7 separate regions of the Mus musculus genome follow, and regions 1, 2, 3, 4, 5 and 6 are each linked to region 7. Evidence: chromatin loops called from intact Hi-C (ENCODE). Cell type or tissue: heart. All regions are shown on one strand.

Region 1 (4,000 bases), 68 kb before region 7:
ATCTGCTGTTCTTAGTGAGCATGCGCCATTGTGTCCCTGAATGATTTCCCTGTGACAGGTGACAGAGATACATGACAGACACAGGGCTTGTATGACATCATTATATCTACATAAATCCATATCCATGCACGTGAGTACAGAGAAAAGGTCTCAAAAAGAATCCTCATACAATATACGTCCCAAGTCAAGTATAGCGATATAATCTCAAAGAAGTCACACTGCCCAGGACTCAGTCACAGCCACCTTTAGAGCATCAAACCCTTACCAACCTGCCCAAAGTACAACCAACATAAGGGACAACTGCACCCAGAGTTAGGGGTTTAAGTATGAGACTTCTGAGCAAATACTTCTCCAAGAATGTTGACAAAAAATTACACACACACACACACACACATCAGAACTGATGATTAAAACAACTCTGTAAGCATTTTCTGGTAGTACATACACACATACACAGACACACACACATATAAATGTGCATGTACACATATATACATATATGTGTATATATACATACATATATGTAACAAAGTGACAAAATTATATTCCAAGACAAAAATCAATGTCCCATTTTTTTTTACAGTATTCGTGGCTATTTCTGTTATTGCAAAACTTCCATGGTACAGATAAGGCATTTCCTTAGCTATCCTTACTATTTTAGTAGCAAGTATCTTTCTTCCACATATATGAAACATATGCATAACTTACTCTGAAAAGTTCAGGATTTAAGGGCGAGAGTTTGATTATAATTGTTCCAAGTGAACTAGATGATACAATCAATTGTGTCACTAAAATGTGGGCTATGTGATACTGTGTAATACCGCACAGAACTCTTTATCAGCACTTTTGACTTCCAGCTGACATCAGATGACCACACTAACAGGAGAACGCAGAATGCAGGAACTGAAGCCCGAAAGGTAAGCATGTGGGGCTTCCTTCCCATGTGGGACCCGTGGAGAAAGACCGTCCGCAGGAGATGAACTTTCTATTAGCCTTTATCAAATAAATGATTGCTTACCTCCTTCCTGGGTAAAAGTGTCTGAAGTAAAGTCATATTATACAATAAACCAAGTATTGTTTACCATTTCTAGAAATATTACTTATAAAATCCTTAAGAAGTTAGAGCATTCTTAATCTAAGACATGATGAAAAGCAAACTTGTCGATAAACAAAGAAAATCCTTTTTTAAAAGGATGCCACTAAACCTCACCCTGCCTCACTGGGGTGGCGAAGGCGGGGGTGGGGGTGCATTCTAACGCAAAAGCCTGTATTTCCTAAGTATTTCAGACAATCCAAATATTTCATCAAAGATCACTTCTGAAAACTGGATCAGCCCTGGGGGTTAATTTCTCATAAAGCTACGTTGCTAAGTTTTTTTTTAAATACCCAGGCGAACATGCTGAGTCTCAGCCTAGAGTGGAGAGCCCAGGGCGGGAAAGTTCCCGAGGGTCACAGCCCTCCGCGAGGTCTGCTCGGCGGAGCCCCGGCTGGAGCACCGGGGATCAAGGAGGCCCGAAGCAGCGCAGGACATCGCGTGGCCCCGGGAAGCCGCGGCCGCGCCGGGAGCCTCTCCGGGTTGCCGGCTGCCGAGTCAGCCGCTTCCTGCCGCGGGGTCCGGAGAGAGCCGCGCTCCGCGCCACCAGCCAGCCCGTCCGACCGACCGCCCGCCCGCCCGCCCGCCCAGGATGCGCTCGCCTGCCAGGGAAGCGCTCACACCTCGCACAAAAGGCGCCGCGGCGGGACGGCGGGGAGTAGGCGACCGCTGCCTCCCGGAACTTTGCGGACATCGCACCGCAGCTCCACAGCTCCGAGCCCCCGGCGCAGGAGGAGGCCGAGGCGGCGGCGGAGAGTCGGGGCATCGCCCGGCAGTGCCTCCGCCTTGCCGGCTGCCGGCGGCTCCCGCCCCCGGTTAACCAGCGCTCGCTCTTAAAGGCGCCCGCTGCTGGTTAGGCCGCGAGGTAAGGAAGAGAGGAGTGGGGTGGAGGCAAGGAAAGGGGGAGGGGGCAGCTCAGACAGGCTCCCGGGAGTCTTCTGCAGTCTAAACTCAGACTCCTCTCGCTCCAGGTCCCCAGGTCACCCCACCCCCTAAAACGGGAGTTAAGTGCTCAGACCCTACACCAAAGATGTGTAGCCACTGCTGGCTAGCTCAGGAAACCTCACATTTGCTTGAACTGCCCACACCTCTGTTAAGATCTTTATCTTAACACCCCCCATCCCTGCCTGGGCCACACTTACCATAGAGCTAAAATCGGCGCCCAATGGGACCATGCTTCCCTCCGCTGATTGGGCAGCCTCCCGGGTGTTTCTTCATTTCCAACACTGTGAGGAGGGGCTCATCTGGAGCACTTCACATTGAAGACCAGCTTGGACCCTTACCTGGACCGCTGAAGGAGTCGTGAACTATAGTGGCAGACATGCCTTGCTTTGACCCATGCTCACCTGCCCGGTGGCTTCCACCTGGATTGCTAGAACCACTGGCATTCATGATCACCAAACTGGACTCAGGAAGAACCTGAAGGAAAGATACCACCATCAAATCTCAGTTATGGTGCTTTTGAAATGTTGCTTCCAAGTGATAAATGACACTTACTGTTTTCCTAACCATCGTCCACATTTATGGCAGAGTGGAGGGCCCAGGAGGCTCGGAGCACTAGCAGTTTTCCTGACTCCACAGCAGACCAGCATCCAAAGCTGCTGTTGTATCTGTTGGTTTCAATCCTTGCTTCGCAGTCCTGTGGGACCACTCTAACGGAAATGGAAAGGAAGATGTTAGGCAATTAGGGGGTATGATCCAGCCTGGGCTTCAAACATCAGTCCCAGCAAAGGACTCTGAAGGTATGAGTGACATTTTCTAATTCAAAGGAGCTTGCACCTTTTAGCCCTGGCTTCAACCAACTTGGTTCTTACCCTTAGGCCACTGTGGAGTACACGGCTGCTTGCAAGAGGTAGAAGCAATTTGTGTTACCAGATGGAGAGAAACTAAGCTCCAGGCTTTGGAGAAAAGAAAGCGGGAGGGAGGGCAAGGAAGGGGAGGAGAAGGGAGGAGAGAAGAGGGGAGGAGGAAAAGAAACAAGGAAGGCTCCGTCCTAGTGAAGAGAATCCATCATAAAGCAGTTGGGATGGCTGGATCTAATAACCAGGACTTAATCCAAAGGGACTTAAGAAAATCTGTAGTGAAGGCTGTGTAATTTATCGGCTCCTATTTATAAAGACTAGTAATGACGTAGTCACCCCCTACCCCCAAAAAAAAAAAAAATCTTTAAATTTCCTTTTTAAATTTTTTTCTGCTGGACTTAAAGACTCAGTTTCTCTCCACATTTGCCTGTGTTTCCCTTGTACGGATTCTGTTTTCTCTAAGCAGGAGCTAGAACTGTAACTTCGAATGCACTTCCATCCTCCTCAACATGTGATGTCTTCAGCAAGTGAGCAGGCCAAGGGGCATTGGACCAATGGAACCCTGTGCTTGACATTTTATTTAACTTTCCCCTTAACCTATGGCACCTTTGCCAGCAAATACACCAACCTGTACTCATTGTTGGGCCTTCTATTTTTAGGTCATCGATTCTCCTGCATAACAGTCTATAGGAATTCTTTCCAAGTGCGTAGTCATTAACTGGGGAAAATGGGGTTCACAAATAGTCACAATTTCAGTGTCCCAAGGACACAGGGCCTAACTTCTTTTTTATAACTTAATAACTATTCTGTCTTTTCAGAGCTAGAATGGAGAAGTTGATGTTTCCTACCCAAAGTACCAGCTTTCCCACTGGGAAGATAGCTCAGTGGGTAAAGCTGATTGCCACCCAAGTCCAATGACCTGAGTTTGAGTCCCCAGGATGATGGACAAACTAACTCCCCCAAATGGCTCTTTGACCACCACACAGCAGCCTCAACATGAATGAACCCCCCCACACACACACATACACACACACAGAGAATGTAATAAAATTAAAATATGTTAACTTCCGCTTGTTTCTTCCCACATAGGAAACTTTCTAATTGT
Region 2 (4,000 bases), 1.4 Mb before region 7:
CCTGCAAAAACTTAAGTAACATGAACTAAGACTCATTGGGGAACATACCAGTCTCAAATATAAATCTATAAACATAACATTTTCCCAGAGAATATATCTCTAAACTGTAAATTTCTATAAATTTAACTCTAAAATTTTATTGAAATACAATCAATATCCAGAGTCTTTTAATGCATGTTGGCTAGTTTATTCTAAAATTTGTAAAAATGTATAAAAACCCAATTTTAGCTAACATAATTGAAATAAAATCAATAAGAAAAATGATGTTACAAATTTTATATGTACATACAGTCTGGTACATAGGTGCTCTAACTGATTGTCAATATTGTTCATTCATTTCTATGTATAATGTTTCATATAACTAAAGCTAAGATTTTTAGAAGCAAAAGAGAATAGTTCATGACCATTTTAAAAATGATACAGTAAGGTGGACTTCAGTATTATGTTGAATAGAGCTACTAACAACATTTTGTTCTTGATGTTACCACAACACTATTAAAGTTGTACCACAAATTTTTGTGTCAATTGTAAAAATTTAATGTCTGATGCAAGGTTACACAATTGTAATATTCTTAAATGCAACAAGAAATATCCTAAACTTTAAGGATTTTGATTATCAAGATACCACAGAAGTGAAGACAATGCACAAAGTGAAGGTATTTGTACATAAGGTACATTTATTTCTTCACATAGAAATTAATTAAAATATCCAAAATAAAATGAACTTAGATTGAAAGCAGTCATTTTTCCAGTAAGCCTAATAGCCAGAGGGATGTGAACAGGCGGATATCTTCAGGATGGAGGGGAACACATAACTTAAAGGAAATTCAATTTGATGACATTTTGGGGAAAACATTAAAAGACAGTTTTTATAATGATGAAGCAAACTAGTTGATGCAAAATAGATTGTATGTTTAGGAATTTCAAATCATAAATGTGTAGCAAACATGTTTGCATGGAAAATCAGAAAATATTTCACTTATTTAATATGCAAAGCCAGGAAGATAGGATTTTTAGGAAACTACATATTTTCAAAATCCTACTTTTAAAAGAGCAAGATATTTAAGAACACAATATACTGCTTAATGGTGATAGTGAAACAAGACTCTTTGCCTTAAGCTTTTGCAGCCATCACTAGGGTATTTTCTTTCATTATTTACATGTATATTTCAAATCTCTTTTATAATCCGGTAGTTTTTTAAAGGGAAGCCTTTACAATACTTTTCACAACATCACATCTGAAAGTTCTACCCCTTGAGTCAAGATTGCCTTGTTACCATGCAACAAAAACAAAACATAGAATCCTCTTGGTATGTGAGGCTGATGTAAGATGGAAACCCCAGATGCAGCCTCGCCTCTGCTGCAATTTTTTTTTTTTTTTTTTTTTTGCTTCTGACTTATTCTCTTTCTACTGTAATTGTACAATTACACAATTGTATTGTACAATTGTATTGATTCCTAGTATACTTGTGGAAGTTTAATATATCTGTCTGTCTACTTCTGACTTGCCAATAACTGTTTGATAAACTAAAACACGTTTTCAACTTTAAAACTTTGGAAATACCCAATGTATTATAAATCTGAGTAACATTTAAAAGGATTTTTTAAAAGTGAAAAACAAAACACATCTGGTCTCTATCAGAGAGTCTTGGCTTATCTTGAGAGGCAAAAGTGTAAAAGAACTTTCATTTCTCCTTGGAGCAATTAAGGGATACTGTCTGACTTAATGTAGTTTCCTCCACCATGACCCTGCAGTAGACTCCAGGACAAGCTAGGGGACTCGGAGCCTCTCCCCGAAAGCCCCGCCCGCTTAGGTCCGCCCAGAAGCCCCGCCTTCTCGGAGATTCAACCCCTGGAGCCACGCCCCGCGCTGTCCTTTAGGAGGCGGGACCTGGGAGGGGTAGCGGTGCGGCCGCAAGAGCTGTCAGCCCTGGTAGGATTCACGGTTCTTTCTCTTATCCGGTGGGTCCACGCGGAGGCAGGGTCCCAGACCCCGGTGAGCAATTGTGAGGCCCCGGAACTGAGACCCACAGGGACTCCGCAGCTAACCCCTGCGCGCTCGCCCGCCAGCCAATCGTGGGCCGCCTGCCTGCGACGCCCTTTGACCCCGGGCCTCTAGGAATCCAGTCGCGCTCAGCCCAGCAGCCCGGTTCCGCGCCGGTCCCCGCCGCTAGGTTAGTGTCCGCACCGCGCCTGAGCCCGTCCTTGTCTGCCTGGATGCCCGAGTTGGCCCTGAGGTGGTTCATCACCACTCGGTCCTGAGCCCCGAACCTGCGAGCGGAGGCCCCTGGCGGTCGCCCGGCCGTCTCCTAGCCCAGCTTACGACCCCGAAGGCCGCCAGGACAAGTGCGTCCTCCTCCGGGGTCTTTGTTCTGTTCTCCTTTAACTGGCCGGGCTCTGCCTTTTCCACTGTCCCTTCAGGGTGGCCGTCTCCTTTTCTGTCTGCGGAGGAACAAGTTGGCGAGGACCGGAGCTTAAAACTTTTGTTTTGTTGTTGTCAAAGACATAAACGGATAATATAGTGGGAGAAGTACTGAAAATGGCTTACAAGGAGGCTTTCGTGAGCGTTGTTGTGGGTCTGGAATGAGCTTAGAAAGACAAATGAGAGTGGTTGGTCTGATCGCATTGCAATGTGTGGGCTGCAGCTTGGAAGAAAAAAAAAATGCAGAACTACTGTAGGTTTTGGTGAAACTATTTCAGGTTAGTTACACTTACAAAGCTGCTGCTCTTATTCCTATAATAAGCAATGAGTTGAGTATGTGGTCAGAAAATAAACACAATGAGCTAGCTGCCTTCTCCTTAAGTGTGAGCTACAGCGGAAGGCGAGGGAACCATTGTTAAGTCACCTTCCACAGTGAAAAAATGTCATTGTAGTATGACTTCTCTACTTGAGGCCGCTCAGGGCAGGCTGGAGCCAGGAACCTAAGGTCCAGTACAGTGTTTTGCCTTTGTAGGGTGCTCAGCTGTTTACTAGCCCAAAATCTTGGAAAAAGTTCTCTGCTCAGTTTCATCACCTGTAACATGAAGTTCTGTTTCATAGACGGTTGTGAAGATAAAAATGGAAAATGAGATTATGCCGGACAGAACTTGTGTACAAAAGATTACCCACACTTTGACCTGAGCAAGATTCTGAAAGTTTTAGATGTGTGTTCTGAGCGTTAGCTGTATCTAACTGTAGGTACTTCCTCTAGCATAAAATTAGAAGAAAATAGCATCAACAGAATGAAATAAAACAGGAAGAATCTTTATAATTTAATTATAACTTTAAAATGGAATCTGCATTTTCCTGAGCTATATAATATGAGCAAATGCATTTAAAACAATCCACAACATTCGGCTTCAGGGTTATTTAGATCTCTTAGCTGCTTGAGGAGTATGTAGTACTATTCATTCGAAATCACTTGACTTTCACAACATAAAATTAGCATGGTTTCAGAAGAACTAGTTTTCTAACTCGGGGTAGTGCAAACTTCCCTTTGAGTGAGGACACATTGTTAGTAGTCAGTAGCCTGAGCTTCTTGCTTTAAGAAGCTACACACCTGCAGTTGACTGGAAGTTTGGTAGTTGTTTTTCTCACAAGGGACTTATGAAACCTCTTTCTTTAGTTAGAGCTAAGTAAAGTAGTTTCTTTGTCTGTCTCCTGCAAGAGCACTGCTTGTTTTATGCTTCAGGGGCAATGTGTTGTCACAAAATTTAAGATGCTCTATTGTTTAGATGGTCTTCAAAATTATTGAATCTTCATGAATTTTCTTTTACAGTGTTGTTTATACACCTCACACAAATCATAAATTTTCTTTTACAGTGTTGTTTATACACCTCACACAAATATGGTCTGCATATGTATAATAGAATATGTTACAGATATATTTGCTGAATACCTACCATTGTAAGAAAAAGGAGGGCCAAAACTTAAGTAAGCTGAATAATAATCAGAGGTATATAATATTTTTTGGGATCTAGTAGAGTATAAATACACTAGGGTGTATATATATATATATAT
Region 3 (4,000 bases), 400 kb after region 7:
AGTAGCCCACAACCATCCATAATTCTAATTCCATGCCCTCTTCTGACCTCTAGGGCACCACACATGCATGTAGTATACAATACATACAGATACTCAAAACATTCATGCATGATTGTGTTGACCTACAAAGAAAAAAAATTGACAGCATCTACTACATCAAAGATACACCGACATCTCTTTATGAGGGTTCATGGCACGTAGTTCAAATCTTTATCTATGATGGTTCATGCTTGTAATCCCAGCATCACAGACTAAGAAAGGATTGCTGTGTAAGTTTTAGGTCATTGACCTAGGCTACACATTGGCTAGAGTTGAGGCCCTGTCTTAGAAACAAAAACAATGCATATACAATATGTTATATAGAGAATATGTACATTATACACAGTGCAGGTATTCAGTGCTCAGTAGTATGATGCTTGCCTAACATATACAATAACCTAGATTAGATCTCTAGAATCACATGTGATTAATTTAATCAGAGACTAATTTAATCTAGAGATTAAATCACACACATATATATTGATAAGGATTTCGCTTATCAATATACACAATATAAACAACTCCTTAAAACCATTATTTATCAGTCATAACTGCTTGAGTGTTTCCTGGTAAGACCACCAGCAAAGCAATAAAAAAGAGCAATTTCCCTGCTTTTGTAATCAGTAGTGGAAAAGCAGCAATATAAAACTAGACAGCATTAGAGTTAAAAATAGACACATACATACCTGAATAAATGAAAGAGCTCTCTACAGGAATAGACTAGCGCTGTTTCTGTAACCCATTGGAAGCCAAATAGTTCTACTGTATCCTCTTCAAAATTAGTTGGTAATGGATCAAGATTTAAAATTAACCTGTAATGAAAACAATGACTTAAATCATTTGAATCCAGACTATACATGCCATGATGACGCGCACAAACACATATGTATATGTGTATGTGTGTGTGTGTTGGGGGGGGGGGGGAGGGGTTACTTGACACCTTATGTTGTGTCCAAAAGGAAAATCTAAATGGAGTCCAAGCAATATACAAAGTGGTCTGAGGTCACAGTAATTTATCTTTGAACAAGAAAATGGGTTTTCAGAACACCAAATATTCCGAATTAGGAAGAATGACATCATATAGATACCTAATGTGGTTTAAGGTTATTAACAAATTATTAACAAGGTATAATCATACAATCAACAAAAAATGGTTTTCTTTAATGAAGTTTCCTCAAAGGGCATTACCTAAATAATTCAAGAACAGCAATTTTATTGTAATATTCATTCGACTAATGTGTCTATGAATTCTGTATGCCGATGCTTTGGATGGAAAGAACCCGTGCAACAAAAACTATCAGGTTCTACTTATAAACTACTGAAAACTTATAGATAACTATTACCCCTTAAAAGGAAATACAAGTTCCAAGAGACTAGGCTGCTCTGAAACCAGTCTAAGTAAATTAAATATCCAGCTACCCACTCCTAAGAGATTATCAATTATCCAGAAAGTTCTTCTATATACTAAGCGTATGTAAAACGAGGCTTGCTGAGCACCTACGTTAGACATTGGTGATAATCAACATTGCTGGGGGTGGGGACCTTCAATTCGGTTTTTTGTTGTTTGTTTGTTTTTTAACCTACCGCTTAAGGGCGCCACTGGCAAGGTAGGACTCTCCAGAGAATTTTCCTTCTCTGTTGTCAAAAGCGCAAGAAAAGCAGGGGGGTTTGCACCACTCTGTCCCCAGCTCCAGCTCTAAGCTGTCAGTCAAGAAGGTCGACGCTGCTGAACAGCCATCCATTATTTACATCCTGCTCTGCAATGCCACCGCGGTTCCGGGCAGTTACGTTCGGGCTCCGAAGACAAGCTGCAAGAGGCTGAAAGTACGGTAAGGAGCTACCTCGGAGATCCAAAATGTGCCCTCAGCACCCGGGGAAACCAACGTGAAAGCAGAGAAGCTGAAGGCAACAGGTCCAGAATCCTCCGGGCGTCCCGCAGGCGCCGGAGCCGCCAAGCCTTCCAACGCCGCCCTCGCTCCCTCCGGGCTGCCGTGGGTTTTGAGGCCCTCGCGCACCTCCTCAGGCTGGTTTCCCCGCACGGCCCGGATGGAGCACGCAGCCCCGCCGCCTCCCTCCGTCTCCCTCAGTCCCAGCGCGGCGTTCGGGGCGGGCGAGCGCGCGGGAAAACCGCAGGCCCCCGCAAACCTAGAACGCGGAACGCAGCGCCGGGCAGAGGAAACCGGAAGCAGGCGAAATTCCCGCCACGGCGTGCCCCGCCTCCGGCGCCGCCCTCTCGCGAGTCCTCACTGGCGCGGACCGAGATCTCGCGAGAGCCCGTCGGCCCGGACAAGTCCAGGGATTCGCTCTTCACGGTTCTCCGTACCGTTGAGAGTTTGCGAGGTGGCCAGCTCTCCGCTGAAGCCTGGAAGTAGGGTCTGCGAACGGCGGGGATCAGCTTCAGGCCGGGCTCTGGAGAGCCCCGCGCCTGCCTCGGCCTCCCGCAGCCCGGCCACCCTCTTCCTGCCCTGGGGCCCACCCCGGCTTTCCTGTGTTGGATGCCTTCTGCTCTGCAGCAGTGACCCAGAACACAAGGGACACATTGACTAAGTTAGATGGCTTTTTTTCCTCAGACATAACAACTTTTGCTCCCTTTGCAATACATTGTAACTCTGGACAAGAGTTACAATTTTGTAAAAATATTTTCCGATCCATTTTCCTTATTAAAGTGTTCTTTAAAGTTGACTCGAATATTACTGTCTTGAGATGGGGGTGGGGGGCATGGGGATTCAAATGCCTGCTGCATTTAAATATATTGCTTTACTTGCGGGCATCCACTTCATAGGGAACCTACCCTAACTCTTAGATGTTAAAATCAACGTATTTTCAAATGACATGTGGGATGAAGCGGAAGAAAAAAAAAATTCCCACTGCAGTGTAGGGCTACTATAGTACATGTATTTGTGCAGCCCAGTTGAGGTACTCTGAGACCTGATGCTTTTTTTTGTTGACTGCTGATGATAGCTGGTGATGAGTATTGTATCATGAAGGTCTCTTCCACAGTGATGTCAAGAGTATGTTTTCTGAATATGAGAATACCTAGTGTTGGCACTGCAATTAGGACAACATACCATACGGCCATTTTTCTTCCTCCCATCAACATTCCAGTACACTCTTGTCTGTTGTGTTTGTTTAAATACCTGATGTTGATTATGTGAGCTCAACTTATGTGAATCATGGAGTGGGAAGAACTAAAGAAATGACAGAGGCCAATTAAGGTGATACTTAATGAAATGGTCACTTACAAAGGTGTGTCCATGGTTACTGGATCCCAAAATGGGATGACTAGGCACCCACAGCTAATAGAGACAATTATCATTCTTGAGCAGAAAAGTAAGGATCAACACGGATTACTAGAGAGGAGTGAGACCTGTGCCTGTAGGATGCAGTCACCTAACTTATCGTCACACAACAGTGGTTGCCTTCACAGACAAACACAACTGTCCCACCACAGACAAGTGGGGGAAACACTGAAAGGAGTAAACCACATCCCATGTTTCACTCCTGTCGGCCAAAACAAACCAAAGCGCAAAGCAAGGGTGTAGCCTATCAAGTGTATGTAGTCCAGGTTAGAAATGAAAAGAACTAAAGAGAAGTTAGAGACTCTTCTTTGAATCAGACAAAATTGTAATTATTTTTATCTTAATTTTGACAAGATATAGAAATGTTAAGAACTTAAGTATAAGCTTCCATAGATAGAAATAGCTATTATATATTTATTAATATAACATAATACTGTTACAACAGAAATATTCAAATAATATTGTTTTGTAAAGATGAAATGCTGGTATTTTGTCCAGCTGCCCCCAATTTCCTAGTCTTCTTGTCTTAACCTCTCAAGTAGCTTAGACTACAAGCATTCATCACCACATCCACCTAACAATCTTAATTAGAAAATTGAAATGTCTCTGCAATTGATAATAATTGACAATAGAAAATTAATACGGCTATAAAAGATTTGGAT
Region 4 (4,000 bases), 380 kb before region 7:
TGGGTCCCCAATGGAGAAGTTGGAGAAAGACTGAAGGAACTGAAGGGGTTTACAACCCCATTGGAAGAACAATAATATCAACCAACCAGACCCCACCCCCACCCCTGAGCTCCCAGGTACTAAACCACCAACTATACACTTGGATGGCTCCATGTGTATGTGTAGCAGAGGATGGCATTGTCTGCATCAATAGGAGGAGAAGACCTTGGTCCTATGAAAGCTGTATTACCCAGTGTAGGGGAATGCCCTGGTGGGAAGGTAGGAATGGGTGGGTGGTAGGGGAAGCATCCTCATAGAAGCTGGGAGAGGGAAGGATGGGAGAAGGGAGTTCCAGAGGGGAAACCAGAAAAGGGGATAATATTTGAAGTGTAAATACATAAAATATCCAATGAAAAAGGAAAAAGAAAAGAAAAGAAAGGAAGAAAGAAGGAAAGAAATTCTCCTTTGAGAACTCTTGAGCCATGTCTACACACTATTCCAACAAGGCCACACCTCCAAATAGTGTCACTCCCTGGGTTAAGCATATACAAATCATCACATCAACCACGTACTTTATATCTTATAGCACTAGGAGGAAGGATGTCAAATGTTTAATCTTGGATAATATATGTTAGGTGTTTGATATAATGCAAATGTTATCCATGTATGCATATGTTCAAGCATCACAGTGTTTCATTGCTGTCTCTAATTTGTTTTTATGTCAAAAGACAATTTCTAAATGATTCCAAGAATGTGTAATAAATCCTGTACACACTGTAGCTAAAGACATCAACTATCCACAGACTGTCTGCATGTCAACATTAACAAGGTATTTGTACAACTACAGACAGCTATCATAAAATTTTATAAAGAATGGAATGTCAGCTCTCCAAATCTATACAAGTTCGTTCTTTAAAAGAATCTCCTACCCTTTAAAAAACAGCTGCGTAGTGTTTGCTCTGTTTAAAGTTCCTCTGTAATATCATATATTGGTCAAAAATTACTACCTCCCTCCCTCCCTCCCTCCCTCCCTCCCTCCCTCCCTCCAAAGCACTTAAAATGATGGGTGGGAAGATGCTTGAAGGTTAAAGTGCTCTCTGTGCAAGCATACAGACTTGAATTCAGAGCCCAAGCTCATCTTGAAACCTGGGTATGATCATCAACCTGACTGGGAGATGAAGCCAGGAGGAAACTCAGGGGCTGGCTGGCCAGTAAACCTACTTGATGGGAGGCTGGCCTACCTTTCTGAGAGAGTCTGCTTCAAAGGATAAGATGGAATGCCAAGCTTTATCATGGAGTTCTCTAAATTTAATCAAAGCTAGGCACTTCAGAAGCCAAATGGATTTATCTACTGGACGTGTTATATGGACTAATATATTTACATAGGAAAGAAGCAAAATATTCTTTACTAAGTACAATCAGCCTTCTGATTTCCCCATTGATTAAGATTGGAAAATGGTATGTGTGAATAAACAATGGCAGCAGTTATCTTGTCTAAGAAGTACAATGCCATTGCCTTCCCTAGTTTCACTCCCAGCAACGATTATTCCTTTGTCCGAGTAAATAATAATAATAATAATAATAATAATAATAATAATAATAATAATAAGCTTTAGAACACATGAACTGAAGTCCATGGCGTTTGCTATACCCAAATAGATTCATTTTGGAAGAACAAAATTCAAACTGATGCAGTAGTGTGGAACAAGTTTCTCTAAAACTGACTTCATTCTTGGCTCAAGTAAAAGCCCCATTCACTGTTCAAAGTGGATTAGTCACGGTTTGTAAGAGTCCCACAAAAGAAGTATGTCTCGTCCGCTCAGCAAGGGCGGAAGATCATTTGATGGTTGCTGGACAGAAACAGGAACCTTGCAAAAAGGATTACTGAGTCAGCATCAGCTTGGCTTTGTAGGAGTTTAGGAAGCCGCTTCCCGCAGGCCACGCCCAGCTGAGGGCGGAGAGCTCGGCAGTCGCGTTTCTGTTCGCGAATTTCCTTGACGCAGGTCTCTTGGCCCTCTGCGCGGTCCGTCCCGGGGTGCCTGCGGCAGGCTGAAGGCTGACGTGTCTGCCGTTTCCCTGTGTCGGGGCGAGCGGAGCAGTGATGGCGGACGCCTGGGAGGAGATCCGGCGGCTGGCGGCTGACTTCCAGCGGGCGCAGTTTGCAGAGTCCACGCAAAGGTGCTGGTTCCCTGCGGTGTGGAGCCGGCTTAGGCCCGGGACGCTGCCCCGCTCCCGCACTGCCTGCCGGAACGCGGTGGGACCCCGGAGCCGGTCTGCTGCGGCGGCTGTCGGTAGAGGCGCTCGCTGCCCGGCCTAGGGCGAGCTTGCAAAGTCCCCAGTGCAGCGCGCAGCAAGTAGTCTGTCCCTCCTCCAAATCCTTTTTACGTGCAGCCACAGATCTAAGCCAGGCCCACATGCCATCTGTCATATTTTAGGGACTCCGGGACACCAACTTTTCTACACTCCAGAAATGGGGGAGTGGCCGAATTACCCCGACTCTGCGCCCGTGATTACACATCGCATATATAAGGCGAATAGACTTTGTCTCCCTGTCAACGAGTTCTTGTAGTATTTTATTTCTCTTGGACCTAAACACAGTAGTCCGTTGATGCTGTTCTATAACATTGAGAGCTACAGACATACATACACTCTCACAACAAACAAACAACAAAACCCGGGGAAAAAATTTAGTGCAAGATGGCTGTGAGTAGCTAACATTATAGTACCTATAGTTCTGCTAAGCCACATGACCTGTCTGTACACCAACTGTACCAGTAAGGCCAACATACTGTGATTTTAAAGAAAAGTTTGTTTGTTTTCAGCTGGAAAATTTGATACTTGAAGGCAGGACTAGGAGAGAACATCTGTAGAATCATAATACAGTGACGTGTGTGAATTAAATAAATAATTCAAGGGAATATAAACCTACTCTCAAGTTTTCTTTTTAAATTACTCAACCAATATCATCATACTAATAAAGGACAGATTTTGTAATGTAGAAGTTACTCAAAATTTTGCTTTCAAATACCTGGGGGGGGGGGGGGCGGCATAGCAAGTACACTCTTAAACTCCTGGCTTCGCACAGGTTGTCAGAGCGGAACTGCATTGAGATTGTGAATAAATTGATCTCTCAGAAACAGCTGGAAGTAGTCCATACACTTGACGGCAAGGAATATATCACTCCAGCCCAAATCAGTAAAGAAATGAGAGACGAGCTACATGTCCGAGGTGGTAAGTAATTCCTCAGTGTCATGCTTTTGTCTTTACCGGATGTTTGAAGAAAATACATTAAATTAAAAATAAGTACTTACGTGGAGGTTATAGGGCATTCTCCTCAATGGCTCCTTCTTTCCTCTTTGTGTTGGGTATCAGATCCAGAGCACAAACTAGGCAAATACTACCCCTGAGCTGTAACCCTTCTCTACTGATAACTTGATGATCAGCCTTCATAGGATCATGCAGTCAACCTTCGTATGTTCATATGAACATAATCTTACAGGTTCATGCAAACATGACCTTAACTATTGCCACTTAACAAATACCATGTTTTTGTTGTATTGAATTAAATGTACTATATATGTGTGTATGTGTATATATACCATATATATATATATATATATATGTGATATATATAGTATATATGTGGTATATATATGCATATACATATATGTATATATGTATATATGTGTGTGTATATATATGTATGTGTGTATAATATATATATATACCCACACTTCATGACCTAGGGGTGAATACCTAGCTGCCAGTGATCAGGTACTTAATTATAAAGGAGAAATAGAGATTTCATAAAGTTTTAAGATCTCAAATATTAAAGCTGCATTACTAAGTTTAAGAAACTTTGTAAATTGATGTACTGTGGCCTGAGGCCCACCATATTATGAAGTGCAGTTAGCACCATCAAACGTAAAATATTGTTTTGCTTTATGTTTTTGAAATTTGAGCAATTGAGCAGACTGAGCAGTTTGACTGAAACAGAAACAGCCTGTCACTAGATACCACT
Region 5 (4,000 bases), 1.4 Mb before region 7:
CCTGGCTGTCCTGGACCTCACTTTGTAGACCAGGCTGGCCTCAAACTCAGAAATCCGCCTGCCTCTGCCTCCCAAGTGCTGGGATTAAAGACATGTGCCACCATGCCCAGCAACCTTATGCTTTTCTTAAAATCCACCAAATTTCACAGCACTAATAAAAGCTGCAGTCAATAGTAATAATAATATGATGATACTGTTCATCAAATATAGTAAATACTGCATATGAATGAAAGGTGTGAATGTGGAGAACTGGGGAAGATGGTTGGAACTGTAGGAGATAATATATAGGGACTACATGCTTTCTTGCTGAGAGCCTTCATTATTCTAAAATGTGTACTACATTAATATCAGAAGATACCAATTGCTTAAAATAGTTCATAAATATTAGATACCATAACCAAATAAGTGCATCATTTTTTTTAATGTGCTTAGTCATGTCGCCAGCTCTCTCCACCGGCATCACTGTTGATAACGCCCTGCTGCTCTTGTTCCTTCTTATGCTTCTCGATTAGGAGTTCTGGCCCTGTCTTGGTACCCACCTGATTCAAGGGATGACAATGGCGAAGCTACTGATCACTTGGTGCCAACCATTTTGGATAAAGCTCATAAATATAATCTGAAGGTATATAATTTACTTTAAAAGTATATGTGTCATTGCTAATCCTCTTATCCTCATGATAGTAATAATATTTTATGTACTCATTTTAATTAAAATTTGATATATGTAGAAATATTTTAAAACAATACTGCATCTTAAAGGTTTGTTTTGATAATTTAAATTTCAGAACCTATATAAGATACTCCTTACTATTTTACTGACCATGTTTTATACTCATTTATTAGATTTTGTTGTATTTTTAAACAGGAACTCCCAATGTAGCTCTTGCTTGGAACCTATAGACCAGGTTGACTTGGAACTCAGAGTCATCCTGCCTTCTCCCTCTCAGTGCTGTGATTAAAGACATGTACTAATTTGTCTACCCCGTACTATGTGGTTTAATAAGAAAAGGAGGGTTTCTTTGTGAACAGAGTATAGAAATTAGTGAAATTAATGTCTGAGTATCCCCTAAATTCCAAAAACTACTATGCTTAACAGTATAACCTTACATCTTTATAAATTGGTTAGAAAATTTCTGACAATTCTTTGAATTTTAAATTTTATATAGTTCATTCTGTTAATGTTCATCCTATTGTCTATCAGATCCATCCCCTTGTCCCACCCACTCAGTCCCCCCAACACACACACGCCCTGTTTAATTATCCTGGCAAGTCCACTTCTTGGTGTTCTTGGATGTTTGGCCTTCAACTGGAGTTTGATTGGCCTAGTTAGGTGCATACTCTTAATGAAAACTGATGGCACCTCTCCCAGAAGCTAACAGTTTATGTGTAGGACTTGATGTCCAGCTCCCCTCTCCATGCCTCAATTGTATTCAGTTTGAGCTTGCACAGATCTCATTGATGCTGACATAACTGCTATGCATTCGTATTTGTACCTACCCTGTTTTAGCCAGAAAGTACTGTTTCCTTTAGTCATCTGTGCTTCTGATTCTTAGACTTTTTCTATCTCTTCTTCTGCATTGATTCTTTCTTCTAGTAGAGAGATGTGTGATGTTGATGTCCCATGGAAGGCTAAGCATTTTACAGCTTCTTATTCTCTGGATCTTGACCAGTTCACATATACTGCAGAAACAATAGTCTCTGAGGGTTACAGATGAACTAATCTATGGGTATAATGATAAGTCATTAGGAATTTGGCTTAATATTATATCTACTTAGCAAAATAATAGTAGTAAGTTCTCCTTCAGAGACTATGGTTTATTTTGCCATAAATTCTTGGCCCTATAAAGGCTCTAGTATGGGTTTCATCTAAAAGAGTGGGCCTTAAATCAGAAGGTAGTTGGTTCTCTCAATCTTTTTTTTTTTTTTTTTTTTTGGATCATTCTTTTGAATTCCTTGTCTGGTATTTTATTCTGGTTTCTCATTTTGAAAATCTAACACTGTGGAACTGAATATTTGAGAGGAGTCATGTTGCCTTAACTTTTCCTGGTCCTTGTTTCTTTGTCAGTATTTGTATATCTGGTTTTAGGCCATTGTGAGTGTTTATTATATCTCCTTTTTTGTTTGCATTGAAATTTGAAATTCCTTTGGAAAGTCTTGGACTAGCTTTTAGCAGGGTTAAGGTGCCTTTCCCCTAATAGCTCCCGTATTGGGCATGCAATACAGCTCATGTGCGCAGGGAGCATCAGTTATAATATCCAGCACAGCTTCAATAACAGAACATTGCAGGAAAAACTTCACTGATGGGTAGACCTACTAGGAAAACTCATTAAGTTTAAGGACCATAGAGAATAAAGGCACAAGGATAGTGTTTGCTAGGATATTACTTACTAAGGGGAGGAATGGAAAGATAATAAGTTGAGTATGAACAAGAATTCATGTAAAATAGTAAGTAGCAGGGAGGAAGTAGGAAATTTGTTAGGGAAAACAGACCCTAAAGATTACTGACATTAGAAAATTGCAATTCAAATTAGAGGAAGTGGTAGGGAAAGAGAAGAAAATAAAATGAAGTGTAAATGAGAGAGAAAGTATGTGGGTTGTAGGTTAGAGAAATATATGAGGAGACAATAGAAATAGGCGTTAAATCAAATAAATAAGAGCAAATATCTATATAAGGGTGAAAGTTTTTTAAAAATTAAATAAAAAAAAACCTCTAATTAAAATTTCTTCCTTGATTAGAAAACATCAAGGAAAGCCCTCTTCTGCCCAAGAAGTCTTGTGCATTTGAATTTGCTGGTAGGAGAGCTGTTTACCTTTGTGTGCAGTTCAAACCTGATTACGCAGGGGTTACCCAATGAAACCCTGAATAATGGCTGTACCAGCCCATTCCTGTCTCTCTTTGCAAATAAAACTTTTAGTCCTACTGAGGGTCAGCCTGCCTGTGCCAGTGCTCTTAATCTGACATTCCTTGTTTCAGAGTTTTAGTTCAAAGGAACTCCCATGAGGGGTTCTGGGATTCTCTGGGTCTCCTCTCTTGGGGTTGGATTTTGGAGACATGAGTATGTAGTTTTCTATACTTCCCAGCAACGTATTTGCTTGCAGTTTCCCCTTGTACCAACAAAATATGTGGTATTTTAGGTTAGAGGCAGTGGGTAACTTCCCAGTATCTGCTTCACAGTTTGTTGGTCTACCTTTTTTGTTTCTCCTTTCTTTCTTTTTATTTTTCTAGAAGTTTACTTTTCTGTCATTTATAGATCCAAACTAGGGTCAAGGAAGGATTTTTTATTTTTACCTTTTTATCATTTAAACTCCAGCATAGATTTCTGTAGCCCTAAAGAAAGCCTTGAGATAGTATCTCTCAATGAACTGTCATTTGGCGCCTGCAGATAGTCAAGTCATCAAGTTCTGGAACTACAACTGAGGTTGAATAAGTCGTTGATTTATTTCATGCAGAGTAAATCCAGGGCCCCTGATCTGTCCAGTCTGTGCCCCAATTCTGTGGGGAGAGGTAATAAAATTGGACATTTTAGCTTTAATGAAGTTTTTAAAGGTAAAGTTGTTAAAATCTGATGATACATGAAAATAGACCCCTTTTATTTCTACTAAAAGCTCTTATATAGAAGAAGAATGTAATGAAGACCTCAGTAAACATCAACTACATACTTGATCTCTCCATTTATCAGATTTGATATTTAATAATCAGTAAAAGATTATATTTGATAAAATTTTTTTGCTGATATTCAGATTTTTTAGTGCTTAATACTAATTGCTCACCTCAGTAGCTTTTCAACTTACCAAACGTACTTTGAAAATAGTTTGTTGATTATCCTATATTAATTGTTTCTGATTTTGGGGGTTGGATTGATTTTAAAGTTCTCTATTTGGAAGGTTAAAAAAAGTTGTCCTTCTCTTTTGTTAATGCTTGATTAGAAAAAGAGTTTCTAGGCATGGCTTTGCCTTATGTTTAAGCTATTAATTTTAATTATATAATATGCTAATAGCA
Region 6 (4,000 bases), 180 kb after region 7:
GAAATAATTTTATATTTAAAATCATATCAATACATATATACTGGGGGTAATTATTCTCAGAGTTGGGGAAACACTCACTTGCCTGCATGTATAGATGGCTTGGCCATGCCTGTGCCAGTTGACTTAATCATGAGTGTTTCACCAACAACACACATACCCAGAAGTATAGTCTTTGCACTGTACTGTTTATAAAGTAGTGAGTAATTCCAAGAAAAATACATTAAGGGGCTTCTGCTCATCTTTTCCCATCGGAGCACTGGAAAACTGAATGTCTTGCCACACAGAAAAACAGTAAAAATGTGGTTACATGTTAGACAGAGTTAAGTTTGGAATTTTCATCTTTAAAAATAAAAATCTTACATGTGCATTGCTGCAGGACATTGAGGCTTACAGCTGTAGGGAACTCTTTGATGACTGCTCTTTCCATTGCCTGACAGCTGGCCTCCTTTCTGGATGACTGGAGATGTCCACGTGAGTTTTCCACTTGTCCCCTAGAGAGGGACACTGACATCTTTAAGAAACACTGGTTATATTTTGAATTTTATACTGAAATCTGCCGTAAAAATCAGAAAGCAATGCTTGGGTTTTAAACAGTTTTTTTCTTTTCTTTTTGTGTTTTACTTCTTCCTTCTAATCTTATTTAAAGTATTATCAAGAAAAATATTCTACATCTTAATATCTGTAGGAAAACTTGCTGTAGATCTCTGGGTCTGTAGGAATTAGAATTATCTTTAGTGTTTTCAGCATCTAAGGGTACATCATTGTATTTCTGTTTTAGTGTGTGTACATGGATGTGTGGTGGATGTATGTGTGCCTGAACATATGGAGGACAGTATCTTCCCCTATAAAAAAATTGTGTTTTGAACAGTCTTCCAATGAACCTGAAGCTCACCAGTTAGCTAGACTTTTCCCCCAGTAAGCTCCCTATTCTTTTGAGGGGTGGGGGAAGGTTCTGTCCCAGTTGCTGGGTTATATGTACATGGCCACACCATCCTATACACAGATGCTTGGGATCTGAGCGCAGGCCCTCAGGTTGCCACAGAAAGCGCTTTACTTACTCACTGCTCTATCTCTTCAGTCCTTGGGTTTAGTTTTGAGTCCACTTGTAATAGTATGAACATGGAGATTGTGTGTGAGACATGGAGGCTGTGTGTGGTGGATTATTTATGACATTTCTAACATTATTTATTTACATTCTTCTCTGCCATTATATTGCTTTCAAATTCCTGTCTTCCCTGACTTTTATGTTCCTGATGTTTAAATAGTTACATAAACTGGATTTGGATTGTGCCTGTGTGTAATATCAGCTCTCAGGAGGCAAGGCAGGAGGATCACACCTTCAAGATCAGTTCATCTGAGGGAAGCCTCAACTTCATAGTGAACAAATAAAAACAAACGCTGTAATTCACTTCACTGTCTTTCTTGGAATTAGTCGAGTACACTTACCTGCAGGTGCTGGGCGTATAAATAATGATGCCTTACTGAAATTCCTTTTTCATTTTGGATTCAGAGATGTGTGGTGGCTTGACCAGAGGAGGAGTATAACTCTAAGGACTGCCTCCTCAGAGAGTTTAACCAAGGAAGGCTACTGGGGAAACTTTTCCCTAAAAATGGAGTCTGTGAGCCCTCTGCTGGAGACATTTAGTATTTGTACCAGGTACTTGGTATATGTGGTTTGTAATTCCAATGTTTTTAGAAAACATGATAGCAATATGTTTCTTCTGACGAATAGTATAATGCATAGGTGCCTAGCTATTTTTTCCAATACTTGAGATTAAACCCAGGACTTTGCACATGCTAGTTAAATGCTTTTCCACTGAGCTATATCCATAGCCCTCAAATAGAGTTTGTCAAAAGATTTATTTTATAAGTATTCCATTTGAGCAGATTATCACTAAGAACATTCAAATGAAGGAATTGATTTGAATGTGGTACATTAATTTCTGAATCTTTATATTCTTTGTAAGTCATAAGAACCATCTCTTAATATTTTGCTCTCAAATGAAATTTATTAATTTAGCAAATACTTAGTGGTGTCTTACTGTTTGTCGAGGATTACTGGATACTGGGGTGGGACACTGAAGGGAAAATTACATTGAATGCTTTTGAATGAGTTATCACACTGTGATTGGCATTGACAGATTGATGTATGATTGCGTTTTTAAAGAAACGGGATAGGAGTGGCATTTTGAATTGTGTATGGAATATAATAAAAAAAAATAAGGGAGTTCACCCCCCCACCACCAAAAAAAAAAACTGTACAGAAACTGACTTTCTGAGGAGCCTCTTGTAAGGAGCAGCTTCTGAGGAGCCTCTGTGTCAGAATTTTGGTGCAGCATGAACCAGTCCCTGACTTGAGAGAGAAGCAGCCCTGAGTCCCACTTGTAGCCCATCTGAGGAGTCCTGCCTGAATCCAGTGGTGAGGACTTGTTGACTGTTGCTGAAGGTCACTACCTCAGACCATGGTCTAAATCTAGGGCGGATCCACATCCTTTCCAGGCAGTGCTAATCTGTTCTGCCTCCCTCCATTTATTGACAAGTTTCTCACAGCTTCTGTCTTTTCACACTGCCTCTACCTTCCCTACAACATCTACAATGGGGGAATTCTCCTGTGGGAATTAGGAAGAGAAGGCTGCATGTGCCTGACATCGTGTCCGTAGACATCCCCATGTCTATTTCTGTTCAGTTCGTTTCCATCTTTCCCTGTGGAAGGTGTGCATCCCTAATTGTTGGGGGTTGGGGGCTGATGGTTCACCCTAGGCTCGCAGTCTTTGGCTCGGTCCTCCTGCCTGTAAACTTTGTAGCTGTCTCTCTGTTTTCCATTTCTTTTTTCTCTACTGCATTATCCCAATCCCACAGTACACAGGCACACTCTATTACCCAATCATTAAAAGGAAAACAAAACCCTTTTCATTTGCAAAAATGTATCCCACAAACCCGTTTTCCCTCAGTTTTACACATCTGTTACACATCTTTCCACTCCTCAAGTCTGAAGGATTCTATCTCTAGCATTCTAGAAAAACTGTTCTCTTTTGAAACAGGGCTACTCTGCATAGTAGATCAGACTGAAGCTTCGAACTCAGAGATCTGCTTGCCTCTGCCTCTAGAGTGCTGGGATTAAAAGTGCTCACTACCATGCCCTCAGCTTAAGAAACTGTTCTTAGAAGACACGGATATTGGCAAATACAAACTAAATGTTGCCCCTTATGGCCACTCAGCTCCAGGGACTACAGCCGGACCGTCTCCATGGAAGTCTTTCTCTCCGAGCTTTCAGACCACTCTTGGCTCATCATCCCAGCCTCCCCTGACCCACTCCACGTGCTTTTGTAGGTCTTAGTTGTCTCCTTCTCTGCCTTCATGCTGGAATCCCTCATGCGTCATAACTGGCCCGCACAGGCTAACTAGCTCCCTTGCTAATGTCATGCAGACCTTGGTCACTTGCTGCAATATTGTGCTACGGACCCCCTGCCCTCAAACTCCCTCTACAACAAATATCAGCAAATATTTTCTGTAAGAGGGCAGAGAATGCACAATTTAGGCTTCATGGGCCATGCCATTGCTACTTTAAGCCTCCTGTTGTAACTGACAAGCTGCCTGAGAAAGATCAAATCTGTAAAACTCAGTTGGCACTGAAATTTTAATTTCATATAATTTTCATGTGTCACAACATATTCCCCACCATTGGGGTGTTTTGATTATTTTAAAATATTAGAATTATTCTTAAAAGCCAGTTACCTCAACAGTAAAATAAAGGGGCATTAATTCAACAAAAATGTACAAGATCTCCATAATGAAAACTCCAAAACTCTCGTGAAAGAGGTCAGGAATGTCTCTGTTCAGGGAGTAGCTATTGTCCAGAAAGAAGCTCTTTACAACTTGATTAGAGTCAATGCATCCAAACCAAATTTCAGAAGGATATTTATAGGAGCTAAACAAACTGACTGCAATACTCAGATGAAGTAGCAAAAGACCAAGAATAGCCAAAATAGTGTTGAAAGTG
Region 7 (4,000 bases):
TGGGTCTAGTGGTAAGAAACAAAAAACACCTGGTCTACAGAGTGAGTTCCAGGACAGCCAGAGCTACACAGAGAAACCCTATCTTGGAAAAAAAAAAAAAAGAAAAAGAAAAAGAAAAAGAAAAAGAAAAAGAAAAAGAAAAAGATGAAACAAAAACCAAACAACCAATAAGTCTATAAACAGAAGTCAGAAAATTAGTAAATAAATTATAGTTAGGTGACTGGCACCTATTTGAAGAGGTTAAACTGGTCACTTCAACAGACTAAATACCAAGTATAATATCAAATAAGTATCTTTACACAAAAATCACACACACACACACACACACACACACACACACACTCACATGCACCTCATACTTAGCATAAATGGGAAACCCTCCTTCCAAGTATTGCTGAGCTTAAAAATAATACACTATGGCCAACAATCAATGTATCTTTATTGTGTGAAAATCTGGTACTAACTAAATCCTACTGTCACTATTAAATTATGAATATTATAGAAGTAGCTGTAATTGCAGTCTTTTGCTCAGTATTAGATAATACAAAAAAGTTTTGTAATGAAAACAAAAAACAAAAAAAACTTTGAGGGCTGTGGCTGGTACTTCCTCTTCATTTAATCTAATTCTTTGCCTTCCAGGCTGCAACTTCAATTTGCACTCCAGGCCCAGGGTTAAATGTCACTTCCTCAGAAGCAGCCTTTCATCTTCCCCAGCCCGTAATTACATTATAGTTGTACAGCTGCTCATCCACGGAATGGTCTGTGGTCCGCAACGTACCATGGGCCTCAGAGAGTAATTACTGTTTTAATCACTACACACAACACTTACACCTGACACAGGAGACATACCCATCATTCCAGCATGCTATATTAACTTACATATAATATTACATATCCTGTTGGGACACATCCTCAAAACTATGAACGTGCCCCCACTCCAAACCCCCAAACACTGAGGTTGTCATTAAGAGCATCTTAATTTACAGAATATGAAATAGCTCTCAAAGTCATACTGGTCACTCAGAAAACCACTAAAAAATGCCGTAACCCAACCCTACAACTTCTGCAATAAACAATTCACACAGGTCCATCCAATCAATCCCTTCACAGGTCTTTCGGTATACCCTAAGTATACCCTAAGTATACCCTAAGTATACCCTAAGTATCGAAGGGGGTCCAGGCCTGCCTGTGTCTAGCTGTCTGTGCTCTACACTGACTGCTCCCCTCTACACACACACACACACACACACACACACACACACACACACTTTGCACTTTCACTCGTTGCCCTCTTTTTCTTGATCACTTTCTCAGACCTCCAAAATAAACTGCCAACTTAATTAACGTATACATTACCGGCAAGGCAGGCACCGGATCTTTGGAATCGACATATACATCTCTTAGCAATGACAGCAGCTTGTTATCTTTTTTAGAAACAACTTCTTCGATTTCTGGATACTCTAAGGAAAGAAAATAAGCCATAGTATCTTTTTTTTTTTTTTTTAAGGAAAAAAATCTCTAAACTCGTAAACATGTACAATATTAAAAAAAAAAATCATCTGGACATCTTGGGGCAAACACTTGGACGAGAGTCTGCGTGCAGCCTGCGCAGACGCCGGGAGAGAGCGCGGGCTGCCTTGGGCTCCGGGATTCCTTCCAGCCGCCACCACCCGGGGCCCGCGCGGGGACGACCTCAATGTCACCGGAGGCCTGGGAGGGACTGCACTCACGACTCCGGTGCTCCTGCAGGAGGTCGCGGGTAGAAGGGTGCTTGGGTGCCATGGAGGGCTTCCTCTTGCTGATCTCTCGCTCCGCTCGCTTCTCCACGTTGAAGTTCCTTAAGGCGCGGGTCACGCGAGCCCCCATCTCTAAATCATGATGCCCTTAGTTCACTACGCACGTGTAGAAGCCACCGGCACCGGTGACCTCTGTACGCACGGAGCATGCGCACACCAGGGGCCAGGCACCGGTAAAACGCCGAGGACGCGCTCGTCGCCCCCTGGTGGCCGGGAGGACGCACCCTGGACTCCGCCCCGCCCACCCTTCCGCACAGGCGCATGCGCAGACATCTGGGCGTTGTCAGGGACGCCGGCCGGCGACTCCGGAGTCTTTAAGGATGAGCTGCTGTGATCCCACGGTTGCAAAATCCCGAGTAGCCAGTGTGGAGCGGAGATCTTCCAACCTCTTCAGAGGGCAGAGCGCAGGGTCAAGGTTCTGAATTTACCTGCCCATGCTTTTGAGAAATTGAGAATATTTGTTCTCAGCCGCAATTCCATTCTAACAGCCCTTATTTTCCTGTCCCTTGCCTGGAGCTTTCTGAGCCAATTTTGTGTTGGTTTTGTTTGTTTGTTTTAACTCTTTCACTATCTTGACATACCATTTTCCTGCCACTTTGTCCCTAGTGCTATGAGTTTTAGGCTTTCCTTCCCCTTCTCTCATAAGTAGTACTAACTTGACATACTCCTCCATTAGCGCTGAATCACCGTGCTCTTCTCAGCCCCATTTCTCAGCTCTACTGCCTCTCGAGTCTCTGTAATCTTGGCAAACCCTGGTGTAACTTAACGCTGTATTTGGAAAAAGAAAAAAAAAATCTACGGTACACATTCTATCTTCCTTTCCCCTTCTCTTCCACCCACCCTTTGTCTCTTCCTTCTTTTACGTTTCCGAAAGTATTCAATGTGATTGGCCCATAGTTTTTAAAGCCCACCAGCAAGAAAATAAGTTTTCGAATTAATATTTTTCCCAGACTGTGGTTGTGAAATCTATTAAAGATTTTAGCCTGGTTGGTTAGGTGAATAGATTAGTTGTGTCTAACCAACTTAAAGAAAAAAATTAGGGGGAGGGGTTTTCATTTTTTTAAGGACTATTACTAATTAAACTGTTTCATAATAGAGAAAACACTAGAGGGGTAAAGTTCTCACTGTTGCTTATGAAACCTGTCTCTGGAGATGGGTTATGTAGAAGCTAAAACCGTGTTCAGTGAGTTAATTTGTTAGTTATCCTGAAGGTGGCAGTCTGCTCCAAGATTTCCATCTGAGAGCTTTTTAAACAAGTTCATAACTGGGTGCCTTTTTTTTAAAACCAATTTCTCTGGACATCAAGAAATGTTCCTTGGCCTCATTAAGTCTGTTCTGTGCTTTAAGAATTATAGTAGCAATTCCACTCACTGCCTGCTAAAGTATTTTAAATTTTCATGTGATTCCACCAAACTTAGGGCTACATGAAAGTAACCTTACACAAGAGTTTCGAGTGAGTCCAGGACAGCAGATAGTACAAAATTAAAGATCTGTGAATTTCTACACGCAGGAAAGCTTGGATTTGACACTGGAAGAGACAGTGGCAGGTGAGCCTATTGTTTTATCTAGCCTTGGCCTGGGGTTACTCAGACCCTTAAAGACCAAAACAAGGCAGAGAGGCTCCAGCAGAACCCACCTTTGGCTATCTTACTTTGGTAATCAGAATGGAAACAAAATCCTGGACCATAAATCCATAATTTCAGCTCTTCTTGTCAAGACATACAATGTAGCAGAAGGTCTGAACTTAAGATTTTCTTTCTGGCTTCTGCCTGAGGATTGAAGGCAGACCCTCAAGGGAAGTCAGAAGTCTGCTTTTCTCTCAGCCAAACTGAAGTAAGGTTGATAGCTGATAATGAATGATAGTGATGAACTCCAAATATCACCAAAACAGTAAAATGCTAGTTTTTGAGAAGAGACATTTTCCTTTGTTTTGTTTCGTGCTGTATGCCCAAATGGTGCCAGGACAAAGTGGGTGTTTATGCCAAGATCAGTTTCAATCATTGACTAGCATGCTCTTTCCATGTGATGGTGTTGTTGAACCTGGGAAGGCTGGAACATCAATAGGCATTATAACAAGGGTCTAGAATGCCATCTGCCTTTGCCTCGCACTCGCAGCAGTAATAGTCACCATCAGGTAGAACCTGCAAGCTTCCCTCACCATTGTGTAGCAATTTCCTCCTGGTTGAACCTTCCCTCCTAAAGCA

What was found. Peaks named below come from ENCODE experiments on the same cell type or tissue, not always from the same donor. Only the 100,000 strongest peaks of a DNase experiment are listed, where the experiment ranks them.
Region 1: it touches region 7 in a loop (5-fold over the local background); 5 of 42 quality-filtered maps call a loop at or near these places.
Region 2: a loop joins it to region 7, with 6 times the contacts of the local background. A loop is called at or near these places in 2 of 42 quality-filtered maps.
Region 3: a loop joins it to region 7, with 6 times the contacts of the local background. A loop is called at or near these places in 11 of 42 quality-filtered maps.
Region 4: it touches region 7 in a loop (8-fold over the local background); 8 of 42 quality-filtered maps call a loop at or near these places.
Region 5: it touches region 7 in a loop (6-fold over the local background); 2 of 42 quality-filtered maps call a loop at or near these places.
Region 6: it touches region 7 in a loop (9-fold over the local background); 38 of 42 quality-filtered maps call a loop at or near these places.

The regions. Positions count from the first base shown.
Region 1 is chr4:24,964,341-24,968,340 of GRCm38, reverse strand. It overlaps Gpr63 (G protein-coupled receptor 63), which reads right to left and starts at 1,901. Exons shown (of 2, transcript NM_001379626.1): 1 at 1,717-1,901. It overlaps C230012O17Rik (a long non-coding RNA gene), which reads left to right and starts at 866. Exons shown (of 3, transcript XR_881168.2): 1 at 866-917; 2 at 1,391-4,000. In heart, a CTCF peak has its summit at 1,934; a DNase peak (open chromatin) is centred at 1,910; H3K4me3 peaks cover 1,805 bases; H3K27ac peaks cover 1,389 bases; H3K27me3 peaks cover 845 bases.
Region 2 is chr4:26,344,771-26,348,770 of GRCm38, reverse strand. Manea (mannosidase, endo-alpha) reads left to right here and starts at 2,119. Exons shown (of 5, transcript NM_172865.2): 1 at 2,119-2,174. In heart, CTCF peaks have their summits at 1,775 and 2,327; a DNase peak (open chromatin) is centred at 1,860; H3K4me3 peaks cover 2,056 bases; H3K27ac peaks cover 1,625 bases.
Region 3 is chr4:24,494,689-24,498,688 of GRCm38, reverse strand. Mms22l (MMS22-like, DNA repair protein) reads right to left here and starts at 2,238. Exons shown (of 24, transcript NM_199467.3): 1 at 1,624-2,238; 2 at 726-851. The coding sequence starts at 1,781. In heart, a CTCF peak has its summit at 2,230; a DNase peak (open chromatin) is centred at 2,328; H3K4me3 peaks cover 2,560 bases; H3K27ac peaks cover 1,537 bases.
Region 4 is chr4:25,279,833-25,283,832 of GRCm38, reverse strand. It overlaps Ufl1 (UFM1 specific ligase 1), which reads left to right and starts at 2,012. Exons shown (of 20, transcript NM_001355512.1): 1 at 2,012-2,157; 2 at 3,065-3,210. The coding sequence starts at 2,081. In heart, a CTCF peak has its summit at 2,250; a DNase peak (open chromatin) is centred at 1,992; H3K4me3 peaks cover 1,610 bases; H3K27ac peaks cover 1,178 bases.
Region 5 is chr4:26,333,243-26,337,242 of GRCm38, reverse strand. It overlaps Manea (mannosidase, endo-alpha), which reads left to right. Exons shown (of 5, transcript NM_172865.2): 3 at 513-622. Among named protein-coding and RNA genes, the nearest start is that of Manea, 11 kb to the left of the region's middle. In heart, no CTCF peak of the experiment used is centred here; no DNase peak of the experiment used is centred here.
Region 6 is chr4:24,718,633-24,722,632 of GRCm38, reverse strand. The region is part of intron 4 of Klhl32 (kelch-like 32); the gene reads left to right. Among named protein-coding and RNA genes, the nearest start is that of Gm31436, 52 kb to the right of the region's middle. In heart, a CTCF peak has its summit at 1,637 (motif pointing left); no DNase peak of the experiment used is centred here; H3K27me3 peaks cover 378 bases.
Region 7 is chr4:24,896,033-24,900,032 of GRCm38, reverse strand. It overlaps Ndufaf4 (NADH:ubiquinone oxidoreductase complex assembly factor 4), which reads right to left and starts at 1,950. Exons shown (of 3, transcript NM_026742.4): 1 at 1,731-1,950; 2 at 1,357-1,460. The coding sequence starts at 1,866. It overlaps Gm46848 (a long non-coding RNA gene), which reads left to right and starts at 1,911. Exons shown (of 3, transcript XR_001784261.2): 1 at 1,911-3,343. In heart, CTCF peaks have their summits at 1,997 (motif pointing left) and 2,998 (motif pointing right); a DNase peak (open chromatin) is centred at 2,002; H3K4me3 peaks cover 2,205 bases; H3K27ac peaks cover 1,029 bases.